Regions from separate parts of the Homo sapiens genome. Here region 1 is linked to region 2. A link is an interaction called in ENCODE POLR2A ChIA-PET data of the cell type or tissue named here. Cell type or tissue: B cell. All regions are shown on one strand. Links, peaks and the distances in the headings refer to the core of each region. The heading gives the core; the rest is flanking DNA. Region 1 overlaps GNG7 (G protein subunit gamma 7). Region 2 overlaps LINGO3 (leucine rich repeat and Ig domain containing 3).

Evidence for each region. Peaks named below come from ENCODE experiments on the same cell type or tissue, not always from the same donor. Only the 100,000 strongest peaks of a DNase experiment are listed, where the experiment ranks them.
Region 1: POLR2A ChIA-PET joins it to region 2 with 10 read pairs; 3 of 35 experiments call an interaction of 5 or more read pairs at or near these places.

What each region holds. Positions count from the first base shown.
Region 1 is chr19:2,557,864-2,560,760 of GRCh38, reverse strand. All of the region lies in intron 2 of GNG7 (G protein subunit gamma 7), which reads left to right. Among named protein-coding and RNA genes, the nearest start is that of MIR7850, 71 kb to the left of the region's middle. RefSeq lists an enhancer at 545-1,045. In B cell, for the core only: no CTCF peak of the experiment used is centred there; no DNase peak of the experiment used is centred there.
Region 2 is chr19:2,286,984-2,289,880 of GRCh38, reverse strand. It overlaps LINGO3 (leucine rich repeat and Ig domain containing 3), which reads left to right. Exons shown (of 2, transcript NM_001101391.3): 2 at 1-2,717. Among named protein-coding and RNA genes, the nearest start is that of PEAK3, 6.3 kb to the right of the region's middle. In B cell, for the core only: no CTCF peak of the experiment used is centred there; DNase peaks (open chromatin) are centred at 650, 980, 1,864 and 2,330; H3K4me3 peaks cover 765 bases; H3K27ac peaks cover 1,131 bases.

The sequences.
Region 1 (2,897 bases), core at 243-2,742, 270 kb before region 2:
GGTCTCGAACTCCTGACATCAAGTGATCCACCCACCTCGGCCTCCCAAAGTGCTGGGATGACAGGCGTGAGCCACCGCGCCCAGCTTTTTTCCAAATAATGAATTCAGGGTCCCCCCAGGCCCTGTGGACATCGGGGCTGGATCCTTCTCTGGAGCAGGGCCGTCCTGGGCACCGCAGCGTCCGCCTACCCCATGCCAGGAGCACCCCCAAGTCTGGATAACCACAATGTCCCCAGCCACCGCCCAGGGTCCCCTGGGAGCAGGGCCACTCCCAGGTGAGAATCACTGCCTCAAGGGAAGGGCTGGGTGGGACACAGAAATAAGATGTGGAGGTAAGGGGTCCTGCTTGGGCCCCCTAAAGCAGGTCGGACCTCCTCTCCTGAGAATCGACCCTGGGGGCCGGTGGGAGACAGACCTGGGGGATGGGGTGATGTGGGGTCTGAGGCGGTCCCTTCCTTCCTGCCACGGCCAGGCCCTCAGCACACTAGGGGCGCGAGGGACAGGCTGGGTTTGTACTGTAGTCCCCTTTGTCATTCACGGAGTCCGTATTTGCGAATTCGCCGGCTTGGTGTGTATTTGTGAACCCCAAATCAATGCCTGGGGTACTTTCCCTCTTATCCTTGGACACGCAGAGAGAGACAAGAAATTAGAGTCATGGACGTGCGTTCCCTGAGCCCAGGCCACGCTCCGCCTCCCCGTTTCCCCTCCTAGGTGGACCACGCCCTCATTACTGTCTAGCGAGAGCCTCGGGGTTTGCGTTTTTGTGCTCTTTTTGGTGATTTTGCTGTTTGCAGTGGCCCCAGGCATCGTGCTGAGGCCCCTTCTCGTGTCCCTCAGGGCCTCGTGGAGGAACTGGTAGGTGAGAAAAGCTTTGCTCAGGCAGGACTGAGAGAGCAGCTGCCCTATTCAACACTCACATCATCGATAGGCATTCAAGAAGACACCTTTGAGCCAGGCACGGTGGCTCACGCCTGTAATCCCAGCACTTTGGGAGGCTGAGGCAGGCGGATCACGAGGTCAAGAGATCGAGACCAGTCTGACCAACATGGAGAAACCCTGTCTCTACTAAAAATGCAAAATTAGCTGGGCATGGCGGTGCATGCCTGTAATCCCAGCTACTCGGGAGGCTGAGGCAGGAGAATCGCTTGAACCCAGGAGGCGGAGGTTGCAGTGAGCCGACATCCACCATTGTACTCCAGCCTGGGCAACAAGAGCCAAACTCCATCTTGAGAGAAAAAAAAATTAGCCGGACATGGTGGTGGGTGCCTGTAATCCCAGCTACTCTGGAGGCCAAGGCAGTAGAATCACTTGAGCCCAGGAGACTGAGGCTGCAGTGAGCTGAGATTGCACCATTGCACTCCAGCCTGGGCAACAGAGCGAGACCCTGTCTCCAAAAAAAAAAAAAAAAAGACACACAGAACAGGTCATGTATTGATCAGATAAAGGAAAGTTTCCTGAAACTCAAAGGAAACTACCCCTACAAAAATGTTCTCTAGGAGTAATGATTTGTGTTCGCAAACTCAGTTTTTGTGGTGACTTCACAGAACAGAACTACCACAAATAATGAGAATCTAATCAACTGTGGATATATATGTATATGTATATATATGTGTGTGTGTGTATATATATATATTCTTTGTGACTATGAAAGGAATATAACTGGCTGGGCGCGATGGCTCACGCTTATAATCCCAGCACTTTGGGGGGGCCAAGGTGGGTGGATCACATGAGGTCAGGAGTTTGAGACCAGCCTGGCCATGTTGGTGAAACCCCGTCTCTACTGAAAATACAAAAATTAGCCAAGAGTGGTGGTGCATGCCTGTAATGCCAGCTACTTGGGAGTCTGAGGCAGGAGAATTGCTTGAGCCCAGGAGGCAGAGGTTGCAGTGAGCAGAGATCGCGCCATTGCACTCCATCCTGGGTGACAAAATGACACCTGTCCCAAAAAAAATAATAAATAAATAAAAAGGAAAGAGAGAGAAGAAAGAAAGAAAAAAGAAAGAAAGAGAAGGAAAGGAAGGAAGAAAGAAAAGAGAAAGAAAGAAAGAAGAGGAAAGAAAGTTATATAACTTCATTTTACAGAATCTGAGAATCACATAAGGAGAGGAAAATCATCCACAATCCCAGCACTTTATCCTTTCCCCAGACATCTACACACACTCTCTTATTTTTAAAAATTGAGGTTCTACAACATGGTTTGATCATCTGCCTTTAAACCCATTTTTGCTGGCCGGGTGCAGTGGCACACACCTGTCATCCAGCACTTTAGGAGGCCAAGGTGGGAGGATCGCTTGGGCCCAGGAGTTTGAGACCAGCCTGGGCAACATGGCAAAACCCCATCTCTACAGGAATAAAAATTAGCTGGGTGTGGTGGCATGTGGCTGTAGTCTCAGCTACTCAGGAGGCTGAGGAGGGAGGATCGCTTGAGCCCAGGAGGTTGAGGCTGCAGTGAGCTGTGATCACGCCATTGCACTCCAGCCTGGGTAACAGACCCTATCTCAAAAAAAAAACAAAAACAAAAACAAAAAAACACGGTGCCCATCTGTGGCAAGGATGATGAAAATAATACAGTGTGCACATGAAAAGCAGTATTTCCAGCCACCTAAAAGTAAGCCTGAGAGGCCGGGCGCGGTGGCTCACGCCTGTAATCCCAGCACTTTCGGAGGCCGAGGTGGGCGGATCACGAGGTCAGGAGATCAAGGCCATCCTGGCTAACACGGTGAAACCCCCTCTCTACTAAAAACACAAAAAATTACCCAGGCCTGGTGGCCCGTGCCTGTAGTCCCAGCTACTTGAGAGGCTGAGGCAGGAGAGTCGCTTGTACCCAGGAGGCAGAGGTTGCAGTGAGCCGAGATCGCACTACTGCAGTCCAGCCTGGGCGACAGAGTGAGACTCTG
Region 2 (2,897 bases), core at 10-2,509:
TCCCCTTTTTTTGTAGACGCCCAACCGCAGGACTGTTTTTCATCAGCATGCGTCTTTTTTGCAGTTTCTCAAGCGTTTTCTAAAGATTTCAACCCGTCTTCCTGTCCCTGCTATGGTGGCTGAGCTGGGGGGTGGGGGTGCGGGCTGCAAGGATGGGGGGATGGGCTCCCGTCTACCAACCCGGGGTGGCTGGGGGCGCTCAGAGACCCCAGGATCCTCAGGGCCCGCAATTCACACCCAGGAGGCACAAGACTGCTGCCCCCAAGCCCTGGGCTTCCGCTCCCCCAGCCCTTTGTACACAGATCGCATCGGGGAGACGGTGGACACCCGGGTCCCACAAAGGGCCCCACAGCCCCAAGGGGAGGGTGCGCAGAAAGTCTGCATTGCTCACACCTGGCCGTCCTACACCTCACACCCAGAGACACACTCACACCTGGAACCCAATCACACAGGTGCAACACACCTCACACCCAGCCGACACTAAAACCAGACCCGGGGCACCAGAGCTGACCGCAGGGGGCAGGCAGGGCTCTCGTGAGAGCAAAGCTCACACCCGGGACAGGCGCAACTCACACCCGGGACACACAGCTCACACCCAGGACACACACAGCTCACACCCAGAACACACAGCTCACACCCGGGACACACAGCTTACACCCGGGAAACACAGCTCACACCCGGGACACACAGCTCACACCCGGAACACAGAGCTCACACCCGGGACACACAGCTCATACGCAGGACACACTCAGCTCACACCTGATACAAGGACAGCTCACAGTGGAACACACAGCTCACACCCGGGATACAGCTCACACCCAGGACACACTCAGCTCACACTGGAACACACAGCTCACACCCAGAACACAGAACTCACATCTGGGACACACACAGCTCACACCCGAGACACACACCCTCACACCCAGCTGACACTAAAACCAAGCCCTGGGCACCAGAGCTGACCACAGAGGCAGGCAGGGCTCTCGTGAGAGCACAGCTCACACCAGGGACATGCTCAGTTCACACCTGGGACAGGCACAACGCATAACTGAGACACAGCTCACACCTGGGACACAGAGCCCACCCCAGCGCCTGCTCAGCTGAGCATCTCCCAGCCGACCTCGGGGCCTGGGCTCAGGTCTTGCTGAGGACCCAGCACACACGGTGGTCACAGTCAGGGGTCCACACGCCCTGTCCTCCGTCCTCCCCACAGCCCAGCAGGGCTGTCCACAAGAAGGAGCCATCACCCCAGCCCTCCGCCTCCCTCCGCTGCCACGTGCTTCCCAGAACAGCAGGCAAGAGAGGGCCACCCCACAAGGGAGAGGTGGCCACCCTGCCCCGGCCCAGAACCATGGCTTCTGGGGTGCTGAGTGTCCTTCCAAATGGGTCTACTGGAGGGACTTTTGCCCCTAGGTACACATGACCTCTGAGCCGGCCTCAGACAAGCCCTGAGCGTGGCCCCATCATGGCCGGCCCTGCTGACCCGTGGCTCAGGTGGGGAACGAGACCAAAGAGCACAGGGGGTTCCCGGGGATCCCGGCTACGTGCGGTGCAGTGTAGTGACAAGAACAAGGCCGGAACAAGGGCTTCACCCTGCAGGGAGGCCTGGACCCGGGTCCTCGGGAGAAGGTGATGGAGGAAGCTGGGTCTCTGCACCTGCAGAGGTGGGGCAGATCCAGGACCAAAGCTGGGGTCACAGGCCGACTGCAGCTCTGGTCAAGGAAGAGCTTCCCTGAGGTCACCGCCCGGTTGCTCTGCAGATGGTGGGCATCCTGTCACGGGGGGCAAACAAGCAGGAGCTGAGGTTTTGCAGAAGGATTCAGGCACCAGACCGGGACCACAGGGACCATCTGTGACCTGGCCTCCTCACAGCCAGTTCTTGCCCCTCCCCTCCACATCCTCCAGAGGACAGTTAGGACATTGCTGGGGGCAGGGACAGGAACCACTGTTGGGCCAAAACCTCAGCCAGAAAGGGGCTTGGCTGCCAACCAAGAGGTTAGGACAGACCCTCCAGGACTTTGCGGGAAGGGCTCAAAAGCAGCTCTGCTCCTGCCCGGCTATGTGATCTCAGCTGGTGACTGAAGACCACCTAGACCATCAGTGTCCTCATCTGTAAAATGGGTCTGAGGGTCAAACCTATTACCCTGTATTCAGAGGCCAGGCCTGCAGATGAGCTTGATGGCTTGACTTGGATCCTGGATCCCTGAAGACTGCTCTGAGATCGATCAGCCAGAGAGAAACAGAGAGAAAGCTGGCTCAGCCCTGAAGGCTTTGAGCAAAAGTTTCAGAAGGAGCTGGAAGGAGACAACAGCCCGTTCTCCCTGAGCTGTGGCCGGGAGGGCCCAGGCCAGCACCACGATGTACAGATGGCCCAGGGGGCTCGACATGAGTGAGGGCTGAAGTTCGTGCAACCCCAACCGCCACCCCTGAATTGGGCAGAACCAATTTTTTTCTTAGCACCTGTCTGACTCTGCTTACCATGACAACCCCAAGGGCCCCCCAGAATTGATATCCAAGTGCCTTTAGCCTATCAAAGACAGGAGGGGGTGCATTCTCGGCCAGGTTAGGGTTCACAGAGCATCCGTATATTAGGATTTCCCAGCCCCCTGAGCCCCCCACCCCATCCCAACATGAACTAAGACCCCTCAGCACCCCCACCCCTCATCCTGCTGTATTTGGTTCAAATCCAATAAAAATGGAACCGATTTAATAACAAACTTCAGATTTTGTTCTTACTCCCATGGGAGCAACAGGGGGCAGGGCTGAGGGATGAGGGGCTGCTGGGGTCCCCAGGGGAAGCCAACCCTGAGGGAATTCCACGCCACTAGTGACATGTGATAGGCCACACTTCTGCAGCGCCCATGCTGTTCCCGGCGCTGTTCCAGGCGCTGTGTGTG